Regions from separate parts of the Homo sapiens genome. Here regions 2, 3, 4 and 5 are each linked to region 1. A link is a loop called in an ENCODE intact Hi-C map of the cell type or tissue named here. Cell type or tissue: MCF 10A. All regions are shown on one strand. Links, peaks and the distances in the headings refer to the core of each region. The heading gives the core; the rest is flanking DNA.

What was found. Peaks named below come from ENCODE experiments on the same cell type or tissue, not always from the same donor. Only the 100,000 strongest peaks of a DNase experiment are listed, where the experiment ranks them.
Region 2: it touches region 1 in a loop (21-fold over the local background); 4 of 110 quality-filtered maps call a loop at or near these places.
Region 3: it touches region 1 in a loop (9-fold over the local background); 18 of 110 quality-filtered maps call a loop at or near these places.
Region 4: it touches region 1 in a loop (10-fold over the local background); 2 of 110 quality-filtered maps call a loop at or near these places.
Region 5: it touches region 1 in a loop (15-fold over the local background); 68 of 110 quality-filtered maps call a loop at or near these places.

The regions. Positions count from the first base shown.
Region 1 is chr1:224,114,618-224,118,617 of GRCh38, reverse strand. The region is part of intron 1 of FBXO28 (F-box protein 28); the gene reads right to left. Among named protein-coding and RNA genes, the nearest start is that of FBXO28, 2.5 kb to the right of the region's middle. In MCF 10A, for the core only: a CTCF peak has its summit at 2,331 (motif pointing left); a DNase peak (open chromatin) is centred at 2,287.
Region 2 is chr1:224,848,249-224,854,647 of GRCh38, reverse strand. No RefSeq gene overlaps it. Among named protein-coding and RNA genes, the nearest start is that of DNAH14, 78 kb to the left of the region's middle. In MCF 10A, for the core only: CTCF peaks have their summits at 1,490 (motif pointing right) and 2,980 (motif pointing right); DNase peaks (open chromatin) are centred at 1,527 and 2,977.
Region 3 is chr1:223,695,612-223,702,010 of GRCh38, reverse strand. All of the region lies in intron 1 of LOC105373281 (a long non-coding RNA gene), which reads left to right. It also overlaps a transcript of CAPN2 not described here. Among named protein-coding and RNA genes, the nearest start is that of CAPN2, 14 kb to the left of the region's middle. RefSeq lists an enhancer at 79-925. In MCF 10A, for the core only: a CTCF peak has its summit at 3,624 (motif pointing left); a DNase peak (open chromatin) is centred at 3,610.
Region 4 is chr1:224,297,005-224,303,403 of GRCh38, reverse strand. It overlaps NVL (nuclear VCP like), which reads left to right. Exons shown (of 23, transcript NM_002533.4): 10 at 2,741-2,842. Among named protein-coding and RNA genes, the nearest start is that of NVL, 30 kb to the left of the region's middle. In MCF 10A, for the core only: no CTCF peak of the experiment used is centred there; a DNase peak (open chromatin) is centred at 2,833.
Region 5 is chr1:224,454,510-224,460,908 of GRCh38, reverse strand. It overlaps a transcript of CNIH3 not described here. Among named protein-coding and RNA genes, the nearest start is that of WDR26, 23 kb to the right of the region's middle. In MCF 10A, for the core only: a CTCF peak has its summit at 3,202 (motif pointing right); DNase peaks (open chromatin) are centred at 3,258 and 3,918.

The sequences.
Region 1 (4,000 bases), core at 1-4,000:
AGGAACTATAAATAGGTAATAGATTTAATTAGCTAAAGTGCTCTAGAGAAATATCTTGAGACAAAAGCACGTATTTATGTATTTTGTTGCTGACTGGAAAATTTCATTCCAGAAAATAGGCAAGAATTCTCAACTTAACCTTTAGTCAAATTCATGTTCTGAACCACTAATATGATTCCAATTAAAATGATAAGAGCTCCAGTTGAATCGCAGAGGAAAAAAATTGATAGTATCTCTCTAAAACATCTTTTAAAAGCCTCCTGTAGGGCAGGTAAAATTATATAATGCAGTGTTTGAAACAGGATAATTTTTTTTCCCTTTTTATATTGTACTTTAAATAAATAGAAAAAAAATTTTTTACCCTTTTTATACTGTGCAGTGGCTCACGTCTGTAATCCCAGCACTTTGGAAGGCTGAGGTGGGCGGACCACTTGAGCCTAGGAGTTTAAACTTAAGACCAGCCTGGGCAACATGGAGAAATCACATCTCCACAAAAAATACAGGAAATCAAGGCTTCAGTGAGCTGTGATCACGCCGCTGCATTCCAGCCTGGGCGACAGAGGGAGACCCTGTCTCAAAAATTAAAAATAAATAAATAAATAAATAAATAAATAAATTAATTAATTAATTAAAAAGCTCCCTATACTTGTTTTTCAGTAGGTAAGAATATAATGCTCATAAGCCAAAGTTACATAGGTTCAAAGCCTCAGCCTCCCAAGTAGCTGGGATTACAGGCGTGTGCCACCACGCCTGGCTAATTTTTTATATTTTTGGTAGAGATGGGGTTTCACCATGTTGGCCAGGCTGGTATCGAACTCCTGACCTCAAGTGATCCGCCCACCCTGGCCTCCCAAAGTGCTGGGATTACAGGCGTGAGCCACCGCACTGTAAGTGAGCCAGGATCTCACTTCTTAACCTTTGCCACTTGTTTCAGAGTCTCTCACCCACCTGCCAAGGGGGCCTGGGTGACATACTAATGCTGCATCAGCACAAATTTCTCTGTTTTACTGGAAAAACAACTCAAAGTACATGTTTTGTCATTTCAAAGGTTGTGTTCAGCCAAATAATTTTACATTGGAGGAGTTAAATATTTAAGGAGTAATTTCTGTGAAACCACCAGACTCAGGATACATCTTTTGATCAATAGTCAATGGCCAAAAAATAAAATAAAATAAAATAAAATAAATAAATTCAGGCCTAGGTGGGTGGATTGCCTGAGCTCAGGAGTTCGAGACCAGCCTGGGCAACATGGTGAAACCCCGTCTCTACTAAAATACGAAAAATTAGCCGGGCATGGTGGCGTGCGCCTGTAGTTCCAGCTACTCAGGAAGCTGAGACAGGAGAATCGCTTGAACCCCAGGAGGTGGAGGCTGCAGTGAGCCAAGATGGCACCACTGCACTCCAGCCTGGGTGACAGAGCGAGACTCCGTCTCAAAAAAAAAAAAAAAAAAATCCAATTTATTTTTATTTTTATTTTTGAGACGGCGATCTCGGCTCACGTTGTGCAACCCCTGCCTCCCAGGTTCAAGCAATTCTCCCACCTCAGTCTCCCAAGTAGCTGGGATTACAGGCACCCACCATTATGCCTGGCTAATTTTTGTATTTTTATAAAGATGGGGTTTCACCATGTTGGCCAGCTGGTCTTGAACTCCTGACCTCAGGTGATCTGCCCACCTCGGCGTCCCAAAGTGGTGGCATTACAGGTGTAAGCCACTGCGCCCAGCCAAAAATCCAATTTAATAAGGCATTCACACAGTCCCTTGGAAATCAGTTATTCATGGTAAGAGGAAGCAAAGACTATTATCAACTAAACAGTACAAATAACTGAAAAATGTTATTGTAGCAATTTCAACCTAGAGCAAATCTTTTAAAGAAAATGCAGAGTAGTAAGTACATGGATTGTGTACCTATTTATTGTCTACATTAGATGCTAAGCAAAGTTGTAACTGAGGTTCCAATAAGACAAGCAAACTGAGAAGGAAGAAAAAAAGTCCCTGAACAATACATAAACTAACTCCTACCTAACAACTGACATTTAGCTTTATGAAAACTAATTCTGTTCTTAATATTACCCCCTTCAAAGCATATCCAGCCTTAATTCCACTCAAAAATATGCTTACAATGAAGAGAACTACGTAACTTATATGTCAGATAGCAGCATACACTAAAGTCCCTTGATTTTTTGCAAACGATTCTTTAGGTATAAATGGCTACTTAAGAAGGCATGTACAGCTCACCTAGGTACTCTCTTGACTGCCAATTTCAGAAAAGATCATAATTAAATTAATGCTGACACCTAGTGGCAAAAAAGAACATCTTTCTTTTCTAACGTTACTTGAATTGTACCTTCCAAGCAAAGACACTTCCAACTCCCCACAAAGGATTATCCATTTAATCTATTCAAGAATTATCCATTAGCCTTAAGTAAAAAAAATAGTTCCCCATTACTCAAAAATCATATTTGCACATGTAAAACGGGGCAGAATCTTTTCCTGGGGGTGGGCAGTTGTACTGAAGGGACTCCTTATGAAAAATCTGAGTTTGAAATTATAAATTTATAACCTTAAAAGGCCAGAAAACTGCTTAAAAATTAAGAATGCAGCTGAATATCTCACCTGACAGAGATGTCATTTATTCATAAGTTGTGGGATGTGTTTTAACTCTAGTTAGGACAGGCTGGTTCCCCCCTCCCCACTACATTTTTTTAAAATAGTAAAATGATCAACAAACAAATAAAACTCAGTTTTTCTCAACACTTACAAAACAGAACTGTGAATATTCCAAGATTTACAAAGCCATTGTCTGGTTGAATGGTTCAATTCAATCAAATGTTATATGCCCAATTTTCCAAACACTGTATATGTACAGCGCGAATTTTGATTAAACGCCACTGTTTGTAAAAATCTGAAGGAATATTTAAGATTCTACATGAAATTCTAGAATGAAAACGTTTTGGAAATTCAGAGGCAATCAATTGTGAAATATCTATTTTCAGCTGAAGAAATTTTCCATCCTGCAGACTGGCATGGTTGAACTGCTGTGTTGACTAGAAAAAAAATTGGCCATCAGTTTGAATTAATATTTATAAGTTCTCTTTTAAAAATGTTATGATTTCCTTTAAAAATGTAATTATAATCCACTTGAAAGTGGAGGTGTATGCCTACAATATAGCATATTGAGTAATAAGAAGATGTTATACACAGCACATTCAGAAATATCTTTGTCCTCTTAAAAACAATTCCCAGCACAGATTTAGCTTCTCCATGGAATCGGTTTGCAATCACTTCAAAATGTCCACCTCCTTCAATTTCTTTACCACTTAAAGATAATTTCATTGAAAGGCAGCAAAATATCTAACTGAACTAACAATCACCACATCTTCAAACCTCTGGAGTGAAGTAAAACCCCAATGGCAAATTCATTATTTTTAAAAATCATGGACTGACCTATTGTGATTTTAAGGTATAAAGAAACCTCTCCTAAAGCAGGTGGGTGGGCGTAAATCACTAGTTAAAAATAAATTGCAAAAGAGAAAAAACCCGTCAAGGGGTAAGTTGCTTCTCTACGGTGGGAAGCGTTAGGATGAGGCAAAGCAGGAATGGTCATTTCCCAAGGCTCTACTTTAGTGGTCAATTAGGGCGCTGGGGCTAACGCTAAGTAAACACGTTCGAATTCTTCGGAACCTCTACCTGGGTTTGGGGTCACTGAGCCACCTTAGTCTACTCAATCTTCTCGAACAAGAAAACTTGGGTGGTTGGGGTGGGGAACAATTCGTTATTCTTGCAAGATAAACCAAACCTGGCTGGGATCATCTGCCTACTTCTGAGTTTTCTCCCCAAACCCAGGCCGGGGGCTGGAAGCGGCATACAAAAGGCAGGCGACATGACCTCTCCGGGTCTACTCTCGGGCCAGGCGGAAGGTGGGAAGACCAACTCCGCTACCCCTCCCGTAGAGGGCCCGCTTCCGGGCGGGGGGCAAGGAGCCCCCAAGGCGAAGTCCC
Region 2 (6,399 bases), core at 935-4,934, 740 kb before region 1:
TCCCTCCTGCTCCAGCGTGGACCTCCCTCAGGGGTTAGACTCCTCTTTGTCTCACTCTCTACCTCCCTGGGGGCCTTTCCAGCGTGGTTCAGGGGTTTGGAGGGGAGGCATGGGACAGAAAAGGCCTTCTGGCTGTGACTGAGAGCTTTGATGGGTTTCGGAGAATGCTCTTCCTGGGGACCCCCTTCCCTGGTGTAGCTGGTCCTCCAGCTGACCATGTACAAGCTTCTCATCCCCAACCCCACCCCAGCCACTGCTTCCAACAGTGTCCCCAGTTTCTTTCTGCTGTAGACGCCTGAGCCTGGCAGAAAGGCTTTTGGGGGCAGAGTTCTTTCAGTTATTTTCAGGCTGATCCCTCAAACGCCAGAGAGCCCATGACAATGTCTCCAGGTGAGTTTTCTCTTGGTGGTTTCTTTCTCTTGAGCTGACAGAGAAGGAAAAGGCCCTCCCTCCTCAGCCCCCATGGGTGGGGCAGCGGGTGGTGCACTGCATCCTGGCAGCCCTTTCCTGGCCTCTTGAACCCCTTGATGAAACCTTTGCCTTTTCTTACATATGTGCCAGGTGGCTGATGGGATAGGGGTCAAAGCTGGTTTCATAATTTTTGCATTTATAGTGCAGCACCTGTTGTTCTTGGCCCCCAGTGCTTTTGCTAAAGCCTTAAGAGGATACAAAAAGTTGTGTTTAACATCCTGTTTCACAAACGTGACACAAAAGAGACCTTTATAAAAATAAGCAACTCAAAGGAAGGGGACAATGAAGTGATCCATGAGAGGAAAGAAAGGCATTCATAATGCTGTTTATTGGGCTATACTTTGTGTCAGGCTGTACACTAGGTTCCATGCTCAGATCACATCACTTAATCCTCACATCAACCTGCATCCTCCTGCAGTTTTACAGATGAGAAAAATGAAGTTAATACTTTTCTCAAGAACACAGGGTGACTTTCTGAATCCAAAACCCATGCACTTAACAGAAGTTGAGAGGGAGGGTAACAGCTCTATAAAAGCCATTAAGAAGAGAGCCTTAGACCCATAGAGAAGGGCATGGGCCACACTGCTTTTGAGAGTGTGATTTGGAACCCTACTGATATGTTGCGGATTCTGTAACAGACCAACTTGGCATCTTAGAAAACTGTCACATCAAGTCTAAACTCTTCTGCCCAGTTATACCATTCTTGTCATTCCCAACTAACCAACATGGCCCCTCCACTGTCACCCAAACAGTTGCTTTTTTGGCCAAGAATGCCAAACTCCCCTTCTTTTCAATGCAGAGCTTTAGTGCATGACTTACCTCCAACCAGGAAAGTTCACAATGCTTCTTTGGCAATCTATGTTTGCCATTTTATTTCAAGACCCAACTCAGAACTCACATCTTGAGTTGGTTTTACCTGATTCGTCCCATTCTCAGCATTCATTCATTCATATCTGTCCCACTTTTATGGACCAGGAATGCAGATGGGAAAAGGGGACTTACGGCCTTGCAATTTTCTTTTACTACCACTAGATGGGGACCTTATAAGATGAAATGCTGACTCAGTTGTCCAAGAAAAATCAGGAAGCATAAATCAGGCTGACGCTTGGTTTCTAAACCAGTCAAGTAAGGCAGCAGGCAGTAACATACATACATACGTACACACGTACACACGTACATACGTACACACGTACACACGTACATACGTACACACGTATATACGTACATATGTATATTCAGAACTGAATAATTGAGTAGGGGAAATGCAACTTTGCAAGAAGCTGGGACTGCCTAGATTAGGTTTGTATTATATGATCTCATGTTCAGGATCCTAGCATGATTACTATATGTAGCATATGATTACTGAATTATACTACATCATTTTCCTCATGAAGAAACCAAGACCCAAAGATGCGAAGCGATTTATCAAAGGGTAAAAACTAAAATATTAATGTCATCTTGAAACTGTTCTATTCCATTTCACGATATCTATGGTGTATTGCAGGTAACTGTAGGTAACGGTAGGCCGGAATTTAAATTTTTGGATTCATTTGAATCTCCCACATCTCTGCAACGTTCCTAGGAATAGCCATATCAGCAGCCATGACAACCGGTTTTGAGCCCTGACTATGTGTTAAGCATCATTTTAGGTGACACATTACATAACTAAATTCACGTAGTCCTCAGAAAAGGACTGTATTATCATCATTTCTATTTTTAGATGAGAAAACAGAGGCTCAGAGATGTTAACAGGCACAGAGCTGGCAAGTGAAAGCACAAGGATTCAAACCCAGATGCAGTGGAGACCAAGGTGTGCTACTGCTGACTAGCCCCACCGTCTGTCCGTACCATGCTGGACAACCAGGGCACTCCAGAAAGCCTTCTTCATGGGCTTCTGGGCTCCCAGGGATGAGCTGGGGGTGGGTTGCCTTTTGTGCCCCTCACTGAATTGAGAGAACCCCCCTCTGCTCCTTTGCCTTCGGTGCCCTAGGCTGGACCCTTTCCTGTTTAAGCAACAGAGCAGTGGGAGCGGCCCTGCTGTGCGAGCCTCTCGAGCACAGTCTGCATTCAGTCATTTGTCATGGAAACAGTGTGGGAACGGAACAGGTGATGAGCCCTTCCATCAAAGGTGTATTCAGTACCTACTGTGGCCTCCAGATGCAGAAAGTCAAAGTAGTGCCTGCCTTCGGATCCCCCAGCCCCGTGGAGGAAACATAGAACACCTCATGGCAGTGAGCTGAGAGGACTCAGGAGGAGTGAGGGGCTGAAAGGCCAGGGCAGGGACGGGCTGAGCTGCTGCTTAGAGGGTGTCCCCGTGTTGCTACTGCCCTCCTAGCTCCTCTCCACTCCTTTGCTTTGGTCCCCAGCTAAGGGCCAGAGTGCACTTCTATCAACTTAGAATATAACAATAATCATTAAACACCATGTGGTGGCCTGAGAAGGAGTCTCAAAGTGTCTTGACCTGCCTTTTTTCCCGGGCTTGCCGAGCATGGATCCACATCACCAGCAGAGGGCACTATGCCAGAGCTGGCTCTGTTGAGGGCATCAGCAGAAAGTCCTCCAAGCTGGCACCTTGTGTTTATGCCCATTATAAAACACTGGACTTCAAGGCTCTTGTCCATAGCTCGCTTTGGGACAGTTAAACTAACAGTGCTTTACAGAGTTAGGCTGGCCTACCTTGGGAGGCACAGTCCCCACCCCCTTGTTTATTGGCAGCTGTCACTGACCAGCATAGGTCAGTACTGAGCACTCTGAGCAAGTTACCTTTTCTCATGCTCTCAGCCACCCTGGAGCAGGTGGGTCTGACTGTGGACACCTTGGAACGACCCCCATTCCAAGCCTGCACTGGATGGGCAGTGCTTAGGGCCTCACTTCTGTAACTACTGAAGGCTCAAACATTCCTTTTGGTCACCAACCCTTGTAGTGTGGTCAGGAAGAGAGATGCTGCGACCATCCCAGAGGAGCGGCCAAGGTCTGAGCTCTGAGATGCACTCCATGTCTCTACGCGCCGCTCCTCCAACAGCCACCTCAGGAGAGCATATCTTGGCAGGACAACCACAGTGACCTCTACCCTTGGTGCTAGGACCCAAGAGCTTCCCTTGCAGGAGCTGACATTAGACAGCACGAGGATGGTGCTTTCAGCCAACTTCTCAGCACCCACTCCTCCAAACACTGGGCTGCATGCTGGGGTGCAGAGGTGAAATGGCCTAGTCCCCATTCTGGAGCTCAGTCTGAGGTTGAAAAGGGTGACAACTCAATGAATTGAACATTTATTTGTGTGAATATTTGCTCATCAATCTAAAAGCCACAAACACTGACTATTTATTGTGCTCTGCCCCAGATTTGCTCTCAGCTTAACACAGTGTCTGCATGTAGATACCTCTCAATACATGGTCCCTGAACAAATAAATATCAAAACAAGGCAAAGGAGGTAGCACCCTCTGCTTATGTTCATACCACAGATTCACAACCAAAGAAAATGTGTTTTCTCTACCTTTAAGGCATTCAGGGCATTTAGAAGCAGAGTGTGAGGGCGCATGTGTGTGGTCTGATGGTCCGATGATGATGAAAGCTCCTGGCTCATTTCTCTTCACACCAATGGGATGCCTGTGGTTAGGGGGGCATCTTCCCCACTGGGAAAACCTACTACCCTCACAGCCAGATTACTGTTTCCAGTTCACCAAAGTGATCCAAATACAATATGGAAACTCTGTGTGTGCTTTTGAGCTTCAATGATACAGTAGGCAAAGACCCTTGCTACCTGGGCCCCATCTCAACCGTGTGTGTGGGTGCAATAACATGGTGACCCCTCAGTCGTCAGACACAGATTTCAAAAAGGCAGCCATCAGGTAAGATCTGTAGGTAAATGCTTCAGAGGAGAGCACCTTCAATCTAGCACCAGATGATAAGTGTAAAGATGGTATCATTCATTTTGGAAAATGACCATGTCAACAAGGAAGATGCTTTTTTTTTTTTTGAGACGGAGTCTTGCTCTGTCACCCAGGCTGGAGTGTAGTGGCGCGATCTCAGCTCAATGTAACCTCCGCCTGCCTGGTTCAAGTGATTCTCCTGACTCAGCCTCCTGAGTAGCTGGGATTACAGGGGTGCACCACCATACCCGCTAATTTTTGTATTTTTAGCAGAGACGGGGTTTCACCATGTTGGTCAGGCTGGTCTCGAACTCCTGACCTCATGATCTGCCCACTTTTGAATTATGATCACTGACTCATTCTCTCATTCTCTTCTCTTTTAAAAATTTTTTAAATTGACAAGTAAAAATTGTATGTATTTATGGTGTACAACTGTTACCAGAAAGGAGTCCTAATCCAGATCCCAAGAGAGGGTTCTTGGATCTCGTGAAAGAAGGAATTTGAGGTGAATCCGTAAAGTGAAAGCAAGTTTATTAACAAAGTAAAGGAATAAAGAATGGTTACTCCATAGGCAGAGCAGCACCAAGGGCTGCTGGTTGGCCATTTTTATGGTTGTTTCTTGATTATATGCTGAACAAGAGGTGGATTATTCATAAGTTTTCCAGGAAAACAGTGGGCAATTCCCAGAATTCAGGGTTCCTCCTCTTTTTAGACCATATAGGGTAACTTCCTGACGTTGCCATTGCACTTGTAAACTGTCATGGTGCTAGTGGGTGTGTCTTTTAGCATGCTAATGCATTATAATTAGTGTATAATGAGCAGTGAGGGCGACCAGACGGTCACTTTTGTCACCGTCTTGATTTTGGTGGGTTTTGGCCGGTTTCTTCACCACAAACTGTTTTATCAGCAAGGTCTTTATGACCTGTATCTTGTGCTGACCTCCTATCTCATTCCATGACATAGAATGCCTAACCACCTGGAAATGAAGCCCAGTAGGTCTCAGCCTTATTTTACCCAGCCCCTACTCAAGATGGAATAGCTCTGATTCAAAGCTTCTGACACAACATGATGTTCTGACATATGTATACAATGTGGAGTGGCTAAATCAAGAATTTAACATATGTATCACCTCACATACTTATTTTTTGTGGTGAGAACACTTAAAATCTACTCTCTTAGCAATTTTCAAGTATATATTATTATTGAGACAGGATCTCCCTCTGTAGCCCAGGCTGGAGTGCAGTGGCATGACCACAACTCACTGCAGCCTCAATCTCACCAAGCTCAGCTGATCCTGTTACCTCAGCCTCTTGGGTAGCTAGGTCTACAAGTGCATACTACCATGCCCGGCTAATTTTTGTATTTTTTTTGTAGAGACAGGGTTTCACCATGTTGCTCAGGCTGGTCTTGAACTCCTAGGCTCAAGCGATCCTCCTGGCTCAGCCTCCTAAATCCCAAGTGCTGGGATTACAGGCATGAGCCACCACATCTGACCCAATATATTATTCTTAACTGTGGTCACCATGACATATGATTGCTCTTTTGAACTTACTCCCCCTAACTGAAACTTTGTACCTTTTGATCCATTATCTCCCCTTTCTCTATCCCTGCCAATCCCTGCCTCATCCCCTAGTAATCAACATTCTACTCTCTGCTTCTATGAGTTCAACTTTTTTAGATTCCACATAAAAATGAGATCATGTAGTATTTGTCTTTCTGTGCCTGGTTTATTTCACTTAACACGATGTCCTTCGGTTTCAACTATGTTGTCATAACTGACAAGATGTCCTTCTTTTTTAAGACTGAATTTTCTTTATCCATTCATCTGTTGATGGACACTTAGGTAGATCCCATATCTTGGCTGTTGTGAATAGTGCTGCAATAAACATGAGAGTGCAAATGTCTCTTTGACATACTGACTTCATTTTCTTTGGATATATATACCCAGCAGTGGGACCTGCTGGATCACAGGGTACTTCTATTTTTAGCTTTTGGGGGAAACTCCATACTGTTTTCCATAACAGCTGTACTAATTTACACACTTTTGTTTTTGAAACTC
Region 3 (6,399 bases), core at 1,319-5,318, 420 kb after region 1:
TTTTTTTTTTGAGACGGAGTCTGTTGCCCAGAATGGAGTGCAGTGACACGATCTCAGCTCACTGCAACCTCCACCTCCTGGGTTCAAGTGATTCTCCTGTCTCTACCTCCTGAGTAGCTGGGATTACAGGTGTGCACCACCACACCTGGCTAATTTTTGTATTTTTAGTATTGACTCACCATGTTGGCCAGGCTGGTCTTGAACTCCTGACCTCAGGTGATCTGTCTGCCTCGGCCTCCCAAAGTGTTGGGATTACAGGCGTGAACCACTGCACCTGGCCTTCTTTCTTTCTTTAAAAATATTTTTTTCTTTGCTTTTTTTTTGTTTTCTCCACATAGTCGAACATCCTGGAAATTCGTTCCTTTGCGTTAGTCTCTGAGGATGGGCCAGTTAGCTACAGAGCCATCAGAGTCTGAGTGTCTGGCACCTGAGCTCCTCCTTGGCCCACAGAAAGGCTCTGCCCACCAGCTCCCCAGAGAGAATATGGAAATGCTGCCTGGGACCAAATAAGGGAATATAATGAAAGGGGCCTCAGGGCTGAGGCTGTGTTTGAGTCACATTTTAGCAAAGCGGCCACATAGCTTCTGACTCAGAGCACAAAGATTCTTCAATTCTTCATGGCAAGAATGAGACTCACAAGAGCATAAGCTCAGAGGTGGAAAGGAGGGCAGAGCTGTCTCCTCCTGTCCAGTCTAACCAAGGCAGCTAAGAAGCTGAGGCCAGAGAAGGGAGGGTCCCGCAGCCCTAGAGAGGGCCGGAGCCAGCTGGGGCTTCCAGACTCTCGGGAGAGGTCCCATCCTGCTGCCCGCTCTGCAGGCTCTGCTCAGTCTGCTTGGATGCTGCGTGTGTCGGGAGGCCCTGTCACCCTGCCCCTGACCCGGCTATGCTGGGGAGACCTCAGCTTTCTGACTCATACTCAGAAGGGAGTGTCTTAGAGGAATTTCTTTCCACTCAAGCAGTCTATGGACTGATCAAAAGTGCAAGTCATGTCAAGACATAAGTGCTCTCTAACATGTATTCTGCAATGTGGACTTGAATATAAACTGAAAAGCACAATAGTGAATAATTAGAGCTGTCATCTTGGCACGTTTTATGTAACTTCTGTGAGAGCGCGTATCACCTGGTGATACAAATATTTAGTGTCCATTTCCCCGCTAGCCCATCCATTTCTGAATGAGACACCATGTCTTTCTTGTTCACCTTTGTGATCCTGGCATAGTGCCTGGCACCTGGTGGGTGCTTGGTAAAGGTTTGTTGAACGAAGGGTCATAGGCACAAAGCGTTCCCAGGGAAAACTTGTTGGCATCTTTGATGTCAGAATCATTGATTTAGGGTGAGGGAAATGCTCCCTGGGCCCTGTGTCATGCTAAAGGAGTCCCTGAATTGAGAACTTTGAGGAGCCCAGATTTACTATCCACTAGGATTGCTTCAAATGTCTGAGTTTAGGGTGGGGTGGAGTGTACCCTCCTTTACAAGAGAACCAGAAGATTCCTCCCCCAGGGTTTAATGCTTGAATTCCTCTAGGAGAAAGATAAGAATGTTGCAGAACAGAGCTGTGCAAGCATTTCTTGTTGCTCCCTCCTCCCTCTCTCTCTTTCTCTCTCTCTCTGGGGCTGACTGGTCTGTCCCTAAGTTGTGGGTGCTGGTGCTGGTGTGGAGGGGGGATGAAGGGCCCAGGACATCTCTATGGGGTCTACTTGGGACCAGACTGGCCATCAACACACAGCCCAGCCTCTCCACTTGATTGCCACTCCTGGGGGCATTTCGGTGGACTACAAAGTGCTAGAAACCATGAAGTCCCTGGACGCCCCCTTGGCGCCCTGAGCATTCTATGTAGGGATGGGGGTGGTTGAGTGTGTTCTGGGAGTAGGGTCCTGGGGGAGGGTGGTGGTAGTAATGTGAGATTGGTGTCAAAGAAAAGAAAAAATTATTCGGTGGCACTTGTTGAGGTATGATTAGGAAGGCTTTATTCAGGACTGTTGCAATAGGCATAGGGGCCACTGCAATGGGGTTTTGCGGGGTGGATAGAGATTGGGCTCAACTCGGAATATGGCACGGCCAGGTGGGAATGCATAGCCAAGAAGCAGAGTGGGGGTCAGTGACAGATAATTACTAAGAGTAAACGTAAAGAATAAGGGGGATTCTGGCTAAACCCCCTAACCGAGTCTTGCTGAAGACAGGACAGGGTCATTGGACATCACCTAGATGGTGGAGGATGAGGAGCACAGTTAGATATTGGGGATGATCAGATAGCAAGGTGTTGAGGGGTTCTAGCTAAACTGACTTAGCAGGGTCCTCGTTAAAACTGAATTTTTCAAGGAAGTGCACAGATGGGCCTAGGAAAGGATCAGGAGGCTCACTAAAGTTTGGTCAAGCAAAGAATCTTTGTCAAGGGCCAGAAGAGGCCAGAGGTGAGGCCGAGAGGTGGGGAGGGACTAGCTGCTATAGGACCTTGTAAGGGCAATTGGAGGGGTTGGAAGTGAAGGGTGAAAGAGGTGAGTGTGGTGGTCAGGCTGGTGGGGAAGGAGTAGGGCTCTAGGCAGCTCTGGTGGAGAGGCTCCTGAGCCCCATCACAGGTGTTCCAGGGTCCATGAGAACTTCTTCTGATAGCAGGACTGTAGGCCCATGGTCCTGCTTGCCCACTCTTCAGAAGCAGGCCCTGATGGAGAAGAACTTGGCTTTTTATTTTTTATTTTTAAGAGACAAGACCTTGCTCTGTCACCCAGGCTAGAGTACAGTGGCATGATCATAGCTCACTGCAGCCTCCGTTTCCTGGGCTCAAGTGATCCTCCCACCTCAGCCTCCTCAGTAGTTAGGACTACAGGCATTTACCACCATGCCAAGCTAATTTGTGTGTGTATATGTGTGTGTGTGTGTAGAGATGGGGTCTCGCTATATTGCCCAGGCTAGTCTGGAACTCCTGGCCTCCATAATTATCCTGCCTCAGCCTCCCAAGTGTGAGCTTGGCTTTATGAAGATACAATAATTTGGGGGCTTCTCCTAGTCTATTCCCACTCACGATTTTTATTTTTATTTTCACTTTTTATGTTTTTTGAGAAGGAGTCTCGCTCTGTCACCCAGGCTGGAGTGCAGTGGCATGATCTCAGCTCACTGCAACCTCTGCCTCCTGGATTCAAGCAATTCTCCTGTCTCAGCCTCCCGAGTAGTTGGGACTACAGATGCCTGCCATCACGCCCGGCTAATTTTGTATTTTTAGTAGAGACGGGGTTTCACCATAATGGCGATGCTGGTCTCGAACTCTTGACCTTAGGTGATCCACCCGCCTTGGCTTCCCAAAGTGCTGGGATTACAGGCGTTAGCCACCGCGCCCAACCCCCACTCACAATTAAACACAGCCTGCACATGTATTTCTGCACCAACAGGTTGACAGGCTCTCATTGGAGAGAAAATAACCCGCTCCATCCTTTTGTGCAACTGGAATGATTTGTGTGTCTTGGGAAGTTTTAAAGGTCACCAAGATTTCCTGAACAACAAAAATAAGCCTGTAGTAATAAAGTTATTACACCACAATCATGCTCTTCACTGTGAGCTATAGCGGGTGGTCCTGCCCAGGCAGGTGATGACGGTAAAATGGCGCCTCCTGGGGCCCGTTTGATGTTGTATTGGCTCCACCACGTGGCAAAAAGCAGTATTGTTATTTCAAAGCAAGAAAACCCCTAATTTAGCCATGGAAAAGGAAACCTCTATTTCAAAAGGCCTTTGATGCTTTTCAGCATAAACAAGTAAAACTGGCAAAATGTCTTGTTTTGGATCTCAGGCAGTCATGACTCCAGATCCCAAAGCCCTCTGGAGTCTGATACTGAGTTCCTCATGAACTGACCCATCTATTTATGTATCTATCTGTCTATCTATCATTATTTGTGACCACACATAACGTGCCAGGCATAATGCTGGGTACTGAGGCTTCAACCGTGAACAGGATACTGTACTGTCCTTACAGAGGACATAGACAATGGGCAACAGGCCATTGCAATTCACTGTGGTAAGCGCTATGGAGACAAATTACTGAGGATCCTCACCCAGATTTGGGGAGTCTTGGGTTATTTCACTTAGCATAATATCCTCATAATATCCTCAAGTTTCATCCATGTTGTGGCACGTGACAGGATTTCCTTTCTTCCTTCCTTCCTTTTTTTTTTTTTTTTGAGATGGAGTTTTGCTCTTGTTGCCCAGGCTGGAGTGCAAAGGTGCAATCTGGGCTCACCGCCACCTCCGCCTCCTGGTTTCAAGCAATTCTCCTGCCTCAGCCTCCTGAGTAGTTGGGATTACAGGCATGCACCACCACGCCTGGCTAATTTTGTATGTTTAGTAGAGATGGGGTTTCTCCATGTTGGTCAGGCTGGCCTTGAACTCCCAACCTCACGTGATCCACGTGCCTCGGCCTCCCAAGGTGCTGGGATTACAGGTGTGAGGCACTGTGCCCAACTGATTTCCTTCTTTTTAAGGTGGAATGATATTCTATTGTCTTGGATATACCACATACACTGAGAAAGTCTTTTTACATTTAATTTTTTTTTTTTATTTTTGAGATGGAGTCTCACTCTGTCACTCAGGCTGGAGTGCAGTGGCGCAATCTTGGCTCACTGCAACCTCTGCTTCTTAGGTTCAAGTGATTCTCCTGCCTCAGCCTCCTGCGTAGCTGGGATTACAGGTGCGTGCAAACACGGACGACTCTTCTTTTTTTTTTTTTTGTATTTTTAGTCGAGATGGGGTTTCACCATGTTGGCCAGGGTGGTCTCAAACTCCTGACCTCAAGTGATCCACCTGCCTCGGCCTCCCAAAGTGTTGGGATTACAGGCACAAGCCACCACGCATGGCCAGGAAGTCTTTTTTTTGAGACAGGGTCACTCTCTGTTACCCAAGCTGGAGTGCAGTGGTGTGATCATGGCTTACTGTGGCCTTGACCTCCTGGGCTCAAGTGATCCTCCCACCTCAGCCTCCTGAGTAGCTGGGACTACAGGTGTGCACCACCACATCTGGCTACTTTGTGTATTTTTCATAGAAACGGGGTTTCACCATGTTGCCCAGGCTGGTCTTGAACTCTTGAGCTTAAGTGATCCACCTGCCTTGGCCTCCCAAAGTGCTGGGATTACAGGTGTAAGCCACCGTGCCTGGCCCTAAGGGAGGAAGTCATCAACTGGGGCCTGAGAGCTGAGTTCAATTAGTGTAAGGGTGGATGGATAGACGGAGAGAGGATAGGAAGGGGAGAGGGCTCCAAAATGACTGAGTAATTGGCTGGGAACTGAGAGAAGTTTCGGTGGCTGTAGTGTGGACTGTCAGATGAGGATGGTGATGGGAGATGGGGCCAGAGAAGAGAGCAGGTGCCGGGACACACAGGGCTTGTGAGTTCCGCGAAGGAGTTTGCCCAGTGTCCAGCAGGGGGCAGTAGTGGTGGTCTCCCCACCTTGTTCCTATGGGCTGATTTGGGCTGTGGTTCTGGCTGCGTGGCCTCTGTGTGTCTGTTTCCTCAGCCAGATCTTCTCTGAGTGGACAGCACTTCGAGAAGACCTACGTGGGATGGTTGGATCCTGGAGAGGCCTACAAGTAGCCATCGATTCAGTCCAGACACTATTTGCTCTGGAATGTGCGGGACTGGCTCACATTGGCTCCTGAGAGGAGGGAGAAAATGTGCGCAGGGCAAGTTGGAGACGTTATTTCTCAGTTTGCAGTTGGTTGGATCATGTCAGCCCATCAGGATATTTTAGCCAGGATGGAAACGAGCCTTCTAGAGCATTTAGGATGGGGATTGCCACTTGGGGAATTAAAGGCAATAATGACAAAATGAGCTTATCAGAGGACCTAGTAGGATTCTCATTCCTGTGGCTGGGTACTGTTGACAGGAGGGCAGCTTCCTGGGCACTCGAAGGCAGGAGGAACTTGACTCTGAACACGGCTAACGTCCTGTATTGTACAGCTGTGGTCATGCTGTGAAATTCTTGTGTCTTCTAGTTATATTTAGAGGAATTATATCTTTTTACTGTGTCTGTTGGTATTTTTACATCAATCACAGTCCATCTTGTAACAATAAAATAATCTTTCAAAAATGTTTTCTGTTTAAATTAGCCTAAAACTCTCCCTTTCTCTCTCTTTCTCTTTTTGAGACACGGTCTCACTCTGTTACCCAGGCTGGAGTGCAGTGGCACGATCATAGCTTGATTATATCTCACTGCAGCCTTGACCTCCTAGGCTCAATGATCCTTCCACCTCAGACTCCTGAGGAGCTGGGACTACAAGCACACACCACCATGTCCAGCTAATTTTTTTTTGTAATTTTTTGTAGAGGCCAGGTTTTGCTATGTTGCCCAGACTGATGCTGAACCCCTGAGCTCAAGCAATCCACCTGCCTTGGCTTCCCAAAGTGCTGGAATTACATGTGTG
Region 4 (6,399 bases), core at 1,149-5,148, 180 kb before region 1:
GAATGCAGTGTCGTGATCTTGGCTTACTGCAACCTCCGCCTCCCGGGTTCAAGCAATTCTCCTGCCTCAGCCTCCCCAGTAGCTGGGACTACAGGCATACGCCACCACGCCCGGCTGATTTTTTGTATTATAGTAGAGACGGGGTTTCACCCTCTTGCCCAGGCTGGTCTTGAGCTCCTGAGGTCAGGCAGTCCACTTGCCTCAGCCTCCCAAAGTGCTAGGATTACAGGTGTGAGTCATCGCACCCGGCCATAATAATACGGTTTTAAACAAACCTTTTTATTAACACATAGCTTACATTTTAGTTACTTTGCTTTCCCTTTAACCCAATAGTTATTTCAGTTTACTTATTTTTTTGAGACAGAGTTTCACTGTCACCCAGGCTGGAGTGCAATGGTGCAATCATGGCTCACTACAGCCTCAACTTCCCAGGCTCAAGTGGTCCTCCCACCTCAGCCTCCCGAGTAACTGGAAACACAGACACATACCACCACGCCCAGCTTATGTTTTTGTTTTTTTGTAGAGACGAAGCCCACTATGTTGCCTGGCTGGTCTTAAACTCCTGGCCTCAAGCAGTCCTCCTGTCTCAGTCTTCCAAAGTGCTGGGATTACAGGCATGGGCCACTGCACCTGCCCTCCCAGTGGTTCTAAGGAGCAGTAAAATAAGAAAACTAGGGTTATATTATTTTTCATATAGCTAAATTTATTCAAAATTTTTATTTAGAGTCATGTTCTTATACTTTTTAGTTTTAAAATAATTCTTTCTAAAATGGTAATAATAGACACTTACTTTGAGAAATTAAAAGTTAGCAATCTTATTTTAACCCTCTCAGATTTTTCAGAAACTGTAGGGGACAGTAATGTAAAATATCCGAGTAACTTCGATTAGAAAAATAGCATGCTCGCCGGGCGCAGTGGCTCATGCCTGTAATCCCAGCACTTTGGGAGGCCGAGGCATGTGGATCACCTGAGGTCGGGAGTTCAAGACCAGCCTGACCAACATGGAGAAACCCCCATCTCTACTAAAAATACAAAATTAGCCGGGTGTGGTGGCGCATGCCTGCAATCCCAGCTACTTGGGGGCTAAGGCAGGAGAATCACTTGAACCTGGAGGCGGAGGTCGCGGTGAGCCAAGATCATGCCATTGCACTCCAGCTTGGGCAACAAGAGCCAGACTCTATCTCAAAAAAAAAAGAAAAAAGAAAAATAGCATGTTATACCAAGCGCTAATACAATAATGTTCTATGAAAGAAAATCATTTGTAAAGGGGGACTTGATTGGTTTGCTTCATTTTTGTTTAATAATTCCATTACATGACTGACTACTGCATGCCAGACTTTGGAATATAGTGTTAAGTACCACAATCGTAGTTCTAATATGAGAGAGACATTAAACAGTCATTCATATAAATAAATGCTGTACATAATAATGACTATAATAAATGGAAGACAAGAAGAAGTGCAAAATGGTATGTGGTATGTTAGGATTCCCAAATTAGAGTTGGGTTCAAGGAAGGTATGGTTGAGGAAGTGAAATTTCAAGATAAGCACAAGAATGGGAGAACAGTAGTCTCTCTTCTCTCTTTTTTTTTTTTTTTTTTTTTTTGAAACAGATTTTCTCTCTGTTGCCCAGGCTGAGTGCAGTGGCATGATCACAGCTCACTGCAGCTTTGACTTCTCAGGCTCAAATGATCCTCCTGCCTCAGCCTCACAGGTAACTGGGACTGCAGGCATGCATCAGCATGCCTGGCTAATTTATTATTTTTTTAGAGGTGGGGTCTCACTGTGTTGCCCAGGCTGGTCTCAAACTCCTCTCAAAGTGCTGGGATTACAGGCATGGGCGTCCACACCTGGCCTCTTCTTAAAGAGTCTCCCTCCTCTGACTAGTAACTGGCTACTCTCTGGGTTAGGATTTGGAGAAATACTAGCAGAATGTGTGGGAAACATCTGTGTCACAACCCTTGCTATTTTCTCCTTAGCAGATGGGTAAGAATTGTTTTGATAGGCCAGGAATGGTCACTCCTGTATCCCCAGCACTTTGGGAGGCTGAATTGGGAGGATGGCTTGAGGCCAGGAGTTTGGGACCAGCCTGGGCAACATAGTGAGACACAGTCTCTCCAAAAAAAACGAAGAATTGCTTTGGCTCAGCCCTAAGTGGGGATAACATACCTCTTGAAAGTCAAGACCCTTTATTCAGAAAAGATAATAGAATTTTATAGTGACATGTATAAAATAAAAACAAGTTGAAGGTATCCACTTAAATGTGTTTGCATGAAACCGTTGATTTTTTTTTTTTTTGAGATGGAGTTTTGCTCTTGTTGCCCAGGCTGGAGTGCAATGGCGCGATCTCGGCTCACTACAACCTCCGCCTCCCAGGTTCAAGCAATTCTTCTGCCTCAGCCTTCCCAAGTAGCTGGGATTATAGGCATGCACCACCATGCATGGCTAATTTTTGTATTTTTAGTAAAAATGGGGTTTCTCCATGTTGGTCAGGGTGGTCTCGAACTCCTGACCTCAGGTGATCCGCCCACCTCAGCCTCCCAAAGTAGTGGGATTATAGGCCTGAGCCACCATGCCCGGCCAAAACCATTGATTTTCAAATAGTGTTTTTCACTGGGCCAACATAAAAAGATGAAGTTCCTCAGGAAACTAGCTATTTAAAAAATTTGAGGGGACTGGATAAGAAAAAGTAGGGAAATTAAAATTTGAATATTTGGTTATTCTTTTATGTGTCTGCATAGGAACTTGACCTGCCAATTTTGAAAGTGGCTGCTCCAGAGATTGTGTCTGGAGTATCCGGAGAGTCTGAGCAGAAGCTGAGAGAACTATTTGAGCAAGCTGTGGTGAGTCAGTTAATGACTAATGCCAGGTGGTCAGACGCTACCAGCTTATATTAAAGATCCTGCTTTTTCTGATGCTAGTATTTGTTAACCCACTCACTGGCCATTCTTTTATTAATATAAACATGGTAATTTGCTATGCATGATGGCTAAATATTTAAAGTAGATTTAGTGATACCAGCTGTTGGATAAATAACCCTTTTCATTTGAAATCAAACATAAATGTAATTGGTGAGAAATTCTGGGCCGTCATACCCTGTAGTCATATGTTGAAAATATATTATCCTTATGATATTTTCCACTCACTTTTACTTTCCTCAACTTAAGTTTGGCCAAAAAAAACTTGTAAGCAATGTAAAAATTGTTATTTAGGCTATTATAAAAGCAACCATAAAAATACCAGAATAAATTCTGTCATTCCTTACTAGTAAACTAGGGCAATAATAATACCCAAATCTCACGTGGCTATTGAGAGTATTAAATGAGAGAATTCTTATAAAACCTTCGATATGGTGCCTTGCACACAGCACAAGCCCTGTAAATATTAGCTGTAAGATTATTCACACTTGAACAAATATCACTGTGTTTAAAACTAAAAAATGGTGAAAAGTTTATGTCATTATTAGCAATGACAATATATAGTAGCTGATGAATATCCAATACAACTGTTAGAAGCCTGTGTGAAATTAGAAGAGAAATTATATTTAAGCAGTAATTGAGAAAAAAAAAACATTTTAAATAACAAGAATGGGTAGGCCATCTACTTAGTTATGGTGCGGGCTGACGTTGAAAAAGCTGTGGGCAACACTAGGAGGATAAAGAGAAAAAAGGTGGAAAGGGCAGAGTGCAGAGCAAAGCTGAACTTTCTCAGGTGCTACCTGTTTTCCAAAACGCGGTGGATTCCATTGTTAAATTGGCACGCATAGCCAGAGACAAGTAGTAAATTTTGTGCGTATGGTAAACACGATGAATAAGGATAAGAGGCAAATGGCATCTTTAGGTTGTTAGTTCTGTGTTTAAACCTCTCACTAAACCAGTACTGAGCCAGTACAGTACCTCACAGTAGATGCTCAGTAAATATGTGGCCTAGCACCCCGCTTTTCCTGGTCCCCTCTTCGCTAATGAGAATGAGTCCAGTAAAGCATGTGGATCAGGAAACAAAAAGGTGAAATCCAATCAAGTGATACTTGGTTGAAAACTATGCTTTCTTTAGGCCACATTCTGATGACCATCATTTATTCTTTTTTTTCCCCCATTCAACTTTCCAGGTCACTGACAAGTACTGATGTGCTTGTTTTCTGGTGCTTTTGGCCTCTGTAATTTTACTCCTTTGTAACTGGGTAATATATCTAGCAGTCATAGGCGTCTTTTGCAAACATTGTCATAAGGATGATTAGGGAAGAGATCCAGCTAGCGATAAGCTAAATATCTTTCCCTTTAAGATGTGGTTGTTCCCATGGTTTTGAGATGCCTTAAGCGACGCTGACAGCCTTACTTAGCATAATCACTGTCACTCCTAACCATTGAGTAACTGATTGAGTAAAATGATTTAGATTGTAAATCTAGATAATTTTCTTCAATTTTTTTCATTTTAACTGATCCTTATCTCTTTTTTGTGGTAAAATATATATAACAGAATTTACCATTTTAAACATTTTTTTAAGTTTTTGTAAATTATTTTATGTCTTCCATGATGATTTAGAGGGACTATCTTCAAACCAGTACAGATATTTCATAAATAATACCTGGCTGTTTTCTAACCAACTGAGTAATTTGTTGCATAATAAGCCACCTCACATCTTTCAGCAAGAAATACATTAAATTTGAATAGTAAAGATATTACACAATGAATTAGGACAACAATTTAAATTTGCTTTAAATGTTTCTTTGCGGAAGAGGACACTACACTTCTACTCAATGAAGAGAAACATTTTTACAGTCCAGAGGTCTTTTATTACCACCTATTATGCCATGAATTCACAGGGAAGAGGCTCCAGCAGTTCAGGCTCCTTCCTATTGGTTCTCAGAGTGCACTTCTCTGGGTGGAGCATGCTGACACTTTCCCTTTGGTTTCCTTTTTCTGATCATTTTCCTCCATGTGTTTCAGAAAGCTACCTCGGCTCCTAGAATGCTTAATGTGCTCAATATGCACGTTGATTCTCGCACACATTGATTCTCTTGGCAAGAATCTTGCCCTTAACTTGTTTCTTTACAACAATGCCAGCAGCATGCTGGATAACGTTATAGACTCTTCCAGTTTTGTGGTGGTAACACTTGTGGGACATTCCTTTTTGAACAGTACCCATTCCCTTGATGTCTACAGTATCACATTTCTTTTTCTCTTCTCTTCTTTTCTTTTTTGAGACAGAGTCTCGTTCTGTTGCCCAGGCTGGAGTGCAGTGGGACAATCTCAGCTCACTGCAACCTCTGCCTCCCGGGTTGAAGCAGTTCTCTTGCCTCAGCCTCCCAAATAGCTGGGATTACAGGCATGCACTACCCACCAGCTAATTTTTTTTTTTTTTTTTTTTGAGATGGAGTATCTCTCTGTTGTCCAGGCTGGAATGTCTCAGCTCACTGCAGCCTCTGCCTTCCAGGCTCAAATAATTCTCCTGCCTCAGCCTCCCGAGTAGCTGGGATTACAGACATGCACCACCACACCTGGCTAGTTTTTGTATGTTCAGTAGAGACGGCGTTTTGCCATGTTGGCCAGGCTGGTCTTGAACTTCTGACCTCTGGTGATCTACCCGCCTTGGCCTCCCAAAGTGCTGGGATTACAGGCATGAGCCATGGCGCCTGGCCTACAATATGACATTTCTTATAGATTTGCATACATATAGCCAAAGGAACAGCTCCATGTTTTCTGAACGGCCTAGAGAACATCTCTCAGGTGCCTCTCCTCTTTCTCTTTGTGTTCATCATTTTGGTGAATTACTGGAAGATGGCAGTTCCAACTGAAAAGGCCATTTTAAACATTTTTAAGTGTACAATTCTGTGGCATTAAGTACATTCATATTGTTGTGTTATCATTACCCCCATCCATTTCCAGAATGTCTTCATGTTCCCAGACAGTAAGTCCCCATTCCTCTCTCCTACCAGTCCCTGGCCATCACCACCATTCTACTTTTTGTCTTAATGAATTTGACTACTCTCGGTAGCTGATCCTTACATCTTAACTTATTCTTTCTGAACCGTGTCTAGTTTATTTCTTAAAAACAAAAAAACTGGAGGTGATCTTTACACTGATGTATTAGAACTTTACCATCCTTCCTTATTCAGTGTAGCCTTTAAAATAAGCTTCCGGTACTTTTCAGTGTGGATGCTGGGAAAGTTCTGGAGATGGATAGTGGTGACGTTTACACAACAGTCTGAAAATATTTAATGCCACTAAACTATATACCCAAAGTGGTTAGAATGGTAAATTTTATGTATATTTTACCACAGATTTTTTAAAAAGCTTCTGGTGCTTCTCAAATTTCCTCTTATAGCAAATTATAGGGAAAGACTTGGAGATTCTTACGTTAGTAGAAACCCTCATAACGTTTCTAGTGAGCTTGGGTTTG
Region 5 (6,399 bases), core at 1,204-5,203, 340 kb before region 1:
ACTCACAGCTACTCAGGAGGCTGAGGTGGGAGGACTGTTTGTGCCCAGGAGTTTAAGGCCATAGTGAGCCATAGTCACGCAATTGCACTCCAGCCTGGGTGACCAAATGAGACCACATATCTAAAAAAAAAAAAACCCAAAAAACCTACCACATGATCTAGCATTCTACTGCTGGATATATACCCAAGAATAACACAAAGGCACATACACAAATGTTCAGAGTAGCTTTATTTTAATAGCCAAATATTGGAAGTGATCCAAATGTCCATCGACAGGTGAATGGATTAAACAAACTGTACAGATGTGGTATATCCATACAATGGAATGTTATTCATCAATAAAAAGAAAAGAATTGACACACACAAGACACAAGAATCTAAAAAATAATTATGCTGCGTGAAAGAAGACAGACAAAAGAAGAGCACGTACTCTATGATTCCATTTATATAAAACTTAAGAAAATGCAAACGAATCTGCAGGGACAGAAAGCAGTTCAGTGGCTGCCAGAGAGAGGGTTTTCTCAGGGGGAAGAGGCCTAAGAAAACTTTTGTGGGTGATGGATATGATCCCCCTGTTGATTGTGGTGACAGTTTCACAGATGTAAACATATGGCAAAACTTATCAAATTATCCACTTTAAATATAAGCAGTGTATTGTATATCAATTATACCTCATTGTGGCTGTTTTAAAAAGATGACTCCAAGCTTAAGAAAGATAAACCAGGAGGGGTAGATCATGCCTGTAATCCTAGCACCCTGGGAGGCCGACGTGGGTGGATCACTTGAGCAACCTGGTCTTAAGCTCAGGAGTTCGAGAGCAGCCTGGGCGATATGACAAAACCCTGTCTCTACAAAAAGTACAAAAGTTAGACAGGTGTAGTGGCATGGGGCTGTAGCTCCAGCAACTCTGGGGGCTGAGGCAGGAAGATCGCTTGAGCCCAGGAAGTTGAGGCTGCAGTGAGCTGTGCACATACCTCTGCACTCTGGCTGGGTGACCAAGCAAGACCCGGTCAAAAAAAAAAAAAAAATAGGGGTTCCATGACTCTAACAACCCCTCCCCGCCCAGGGTGTGCAGGGGAACTGAACCAAGAGCCTCATTCCTGGCCTTGCTTTTTCTGAGCTCAGGCCCAGGGCTTTGCACAAGCTCAAATGTGCATTTTACAAAGGCAATCAGAGCAGCCTGTCTCTCCTCTCTGATACTTCTGGGCCCTCCACATCGCTACCCCCATATTTAAACGGAAGCTAAGAGACACTACTATCTATGTGCTTATGAAACCCCAGCTTCACTCCACCCCCACCCTGGGAAAGACTTCAAATTCAATAATTCTAAGGAGAAAGATAAGCACAAACAGATCTATTTTATTCCGTGTACAAAGTTCTAACAGAAGAAATGCCTCGCCCAAGATAGAAGTTGTTATTTCTTTCTTTACTGAGAGGTATTTGCCCCTTTGCCATAGTATAGATGAGAACAGGAAAATACTTGGGATATCGCTGAGGGTCACGTTATCTGTTATAATGAGGTTTGGCTCCATGGAATAGAAAAGTTGTTTTCATACTGCAAGGATTTCTTTTCATCACTTTGTTAAAGACCCGGAATAAACAGTCAGGAACTGTTTTGGCAGCTCTGTGAAGTCATCAGGGTTTCGGCCTTCTGTTTCCTCCAGCATGTGACATCCATCCTCAAGGTCACATGATGTCTGCTGAAGACTTGATCTAAGCAGTAGAAGGAAGAAAGAGGGGAAGGCAAAGAGAGGGGCCCTGGATGTCCTAGAAGATAAAAGCCAGGCTACCAGAGAGGAAGTCAGGTGTTTGGCCATTTGGAGTCAAACAGATAATAGACACTGGAACCAATCCTGGGATGGCATTTAGGCACCTTGGAGGGTGTGCCCTAAGAGAGCTGATCACTGGAGCTGAACAGGGCCTCTGGGTACAAGGACCACATAACAGTATGGTGCTTAAATTTTCCCCTTTTCTTGAAAAGTTGCTGCAAAGCGCTCCCCTCCTAAGTTCTGGCCCCGTCTTTCCGGGACTGTATTAGAAGTGCAAGCAGGGCCTCTCCTAACTGTGGACCAAACAGGCACTGGGAGACCCCACTGACACTTTCCCTGAATACCTCGCATCTTCCTCTGAGCACTCAGCTACCCAGTGTGTCTGATACCCATGGTGATTTGGGTATGTGGGTGGATCCAAGCAAGACAAAAGTTTGCTGTTCCTGAACACACACTTGAAAAGTGGTAAGGTCTCAACAAATTCATAAAAGTGAGTTCAGTATGTTATCATTAGGGGGAGTAGTAGGAAAGTGGTAGGAGGTCTGTTCAACAGTGGAAGGTTGGAATCAGACAGTAACAGCCACAGAGAAGGTAGTCAAAGGGTGGTTGCTGTCATCAGACCAGGCTCTCCTGCCCACCAACCGCAGGCCACAATCCCAGCCCTTCTCTCTGATGTCAGGAGCTGGGGAGCATCTGCCTTGCCAAGCCTTGTGCGATCGGCTCCTGGCAGCCTCACACCTGGTAGGATGAGGGACGGGGAGTGAGCCAGAGCCCCTCTGCTAAGCATAACTTTGGTAAGTGGGCAGCCTGCCCCTGAAGAATCAATACTGACAGAGCACTGCTGCCTTCCCTGCTGACCACACAGGGACTACGGGACCTTTCTCGGCTTTGGCACCCTAGCCACACGATGCCCCAGAACCAGTTTCTACTCAGCTCTGGGCTCTCCCACCACTGTCAGTGAATGAGATCAGAGTGAATCCAGCCGTACGTCACTCCTTAATACATTCAAAAGCACAGAGGACGTCCCTGGATGCAAAATCAGGAGAGGGTAGGAGCCCTGGAAGGGAATATCCTGCCCAAGTGCAGTACTTCACTATAATTATTACAGTAATACACTATTTCTGTTTAAGACCATTTCAAAGGGCACTAACTGGCATAAAGTAAAATAAGTCTGCTTCCTCCCCACACCTAGCTGCACTCTCTAGGGACCACCATGTATAGCTTCTGGTATACCTTTCAGAAATTTTCTATCCTAGTGTATTCTGTTGAATGCATGTGCAAGGATTTTACTTATAGATCATTCAACTAACAATAATCACTAATTTATAAAATGCATATTATTGACACTGACATTGGAGGTGGAAAAACAACTAAAAATGATAAAAGTGAACGTTTAATTCTTCCAGAGTGCAGTTTTTGAAATGACCACCAGGTGTCAGAGTTATCAACAGTAATCCCCAAATTACGACTGGAAAGTTACAAGAACAGAAAAGTGCCTGGCTGGAAATGAGACCGCGAGATTCCTCCCTTAACAGGATTCCTTGGCCCTTTGGCCCAATATTTCGTCTACTTAGTGTTGCAGGGAGGGAGGAAGGGAAGCTACAGACAAAAAAAAAAAAAAAAAAAAAATCCCCAGACCACAGATTCCCATTCAGTTGGGTACCCTTTGATCTTTAGAGAAGCTCTGTGAAAGCACTGTTAAATTTTACATGGGAAATGTAAAGGCTAGGCAGAGTCAGTCCTCCTACAGCTGCAAGGCTACTTTTGGAAGCCAGAGCTATCTCCTTCCTTCAGTAGGGGCGGAGAACAGAAGAGGACACGGACACACACACACACACACACACACACACACACACACACACACAGAGAGAGAGAGGAGGGCTCAGCTACGGCCATCCTTGTTTTAAAAGGGAAAATCCAATTCTGTTTGTAGGAGCACCTCCTAGTTTACCACCACCATCTCTTACTCACTTCCCACTGACTCCTCACATGCACTTCCTCTACCAGGCCTGACCTGCCTGCTGTCCTGAGCTGCTGACCTAGAAACATTCGACCTCCATGCTTGAGAGCAGGGTGTGGACCGTCTCCCCTCGCCACATCCAGGCTGTCGTCCAGGGGCAGTTACACCACCCTTCCTCCAGGGCAGAGGCCTGAGCGGGGTGGCCTTGCTGCTCCCACGCCCTGGCACCACATGCCTAGCTCTTGTAGAGCCAACATACCATGGAGGGCTCCAGGCGACTCCCACACAAGCCTCTTCCTGTATCTTCTTGGATCACTGATACCTGCACTGGCAGACCAGGAGAGTGAAGCAGTTACGACAAGGCCTTGTGCAAGGAGGGCACGAGAATGGCACAAGTGGCTGCAGAGTGAGCTAATGTCTTCCCTGGGAGGGCACAGCTGAAGAGTGTCAAAAAGACAGGGGGAATCTTTGGCCGGGCACAGTGGCTCATGCCTGTAATCCCGGCACTTTCGGAGGCCGAGGTGGGAGGATCTCATGAGGCCAGGGGTTTGAGACCAGCCTGAGCAACACGGTACAATCCTATCTCTACAAAAAATACAAAAATTAGCTGGGTGTGGTGGCACGCACTTATTGTCCCAACTGCTTGGGAAGCTGAGGTGGGAGGATGGCTCGAGCCCGGGAGGTCCAGGCTACTGTGAGCCGTGACTGCACCACCGCACTCCAGCCCAGGCAACAAAGTGAGACCCTGTCTCCAAAAAACACTTAAAGAAAGAAAAGAAAGGGGAATCTTTACATGTCCCATTGGCACTTGTCTAGGCTGCTCCCTGGACCACATCTCATGTCTGAGCTATGGGGCTAGGGAAGGGATCAGACAGGATTCAGACCCCCTACACACTGGAGCTTTTTGTGGATGGAACGTTGCTATGCAGAACAATGCAGAGCTTGTGAAAAGAAGCAGGAGGTGGTGTGAGGAGAGGGGAGCAGGGAAGAAAAGAGTGCCCTCTTCATGGACCATATTATGCATGTTTCAATCCTACTTGAGATGTGACTTCCACGATTTCTGACAGATTAAGGTGACCTTTTTATGTGAGTTGAGTAACCACATCTGCTAAACTGGCACATCCCATATTCACCACATGAAGCAACAGTAATTACTTTAGTCACTATACACTTTAAATGCTATATATAGAGAATTTAAAATGATACACCTGTGGTGCCACAAATATAATGTCAGTTATTATTAAAACACTGGTAGTATTCATATTCAATATGACAATACACTATGTTTGATGTTTCAAACATAAGGTTCAAGCCAAATGCTTCATATAAAAATATCAAGGGGTAAAACAATGTTTATACCTGGACCACCATTCATTTACCATGACTGATATAGTAACTGTTGCTTTAATGTGGCCGACACAGGTTTGGCAACTGAGATTTTCCTCCATTATCTTATAACACATAAGGGGTACAGAACAGAAAGAACCTCTCATAATGCTATTCCTATTATATCCCCTTCCTGAGTAGGGTCAGACTAAGCCTTGGGCAGGGACCACCCAGCATCACCCTCATCTACACTGGGTGTGTCTACCTCAAGGAAGGGTTAATAATGGGCCTCCCCTCTGGGCACTGAACTCACTGTTTGGTGACATTTGGATAATCCTGGGTCTACTAGATTCCTGGTAAGTCAAAGAACATTCCAAACCTCTCCAAAGTCTTCCTATCAGTCACAAGTTCTACTTCATTAGGCCATTCAGATGGTAAGGGTTTCACAAGGCCAAGACAGACTTCACTGGTCTATGTGTATCCTGAGGATGGGGTGGTGAGAGGAGGAGGAGGGTGGATTCAGGCCCCCACCTCACTCATTCAAATACAGATGGTCCCTGACCTATGATGGTTCAGCTTACAATTTTTCAACTTTATGATGGTGTGAAAGCAATACACATTCAGTAGAAACCATACTTTGAGTACCCATACAACCATTCTGTTTTTTTACTTTCTGTACAGTATTCAATTACATAATATTCGACATTATTATATAATAGGCTTTGTGTTAGATGATTTTGCCCAACTGTAGGCTACTGTAGTGTTCTGAGCACGTTTAAGGTAGGCTAGGCTAAGCTATGAAGTTCTGTAGGTTAGGTGGATTAAATGCATTTTCGACTTACAATATTTTCTACTTACAATGGGTTTATTGAGATACAAACCTACTGAAAGTCAAGGAGCATCTCTGTACCTGCTTGCCACCACCCCCTCCAGGTTATTCATGCTTTAAGTAGGTGAGTCAGAGGAGGTGGGTGGTTATATTTGGTTTTGCCATGTGTATGGTATCCTAATGACAGTGACTCCTCCCTCTAGTTAATCCTTCCACAAGCGACTCCACCTCCAAGCCCTGCACTCAGCCAGGTAAAATGCCTAACTGAAAATCTCCGGTCTCTTCACCAGTACCAGAGGCCGATTCTCTTCTAGAAAGCAAGGAAGGAAATCATTGATGTGAACACAGAAGCAGAAGACTTTCTGAGCCAGTCACGAGCTTGGGTGCAGAGTGAGGCCAAGCTCAGACAGGTCACTGACCATAATTATCCCTCCCATAAGGGCAGCCTTCCTCACCTGCAGCCACGCAGCTTCTGAGGCAGTGACAAATAGCTGTGCCTGTCGAAACTACAGAGGA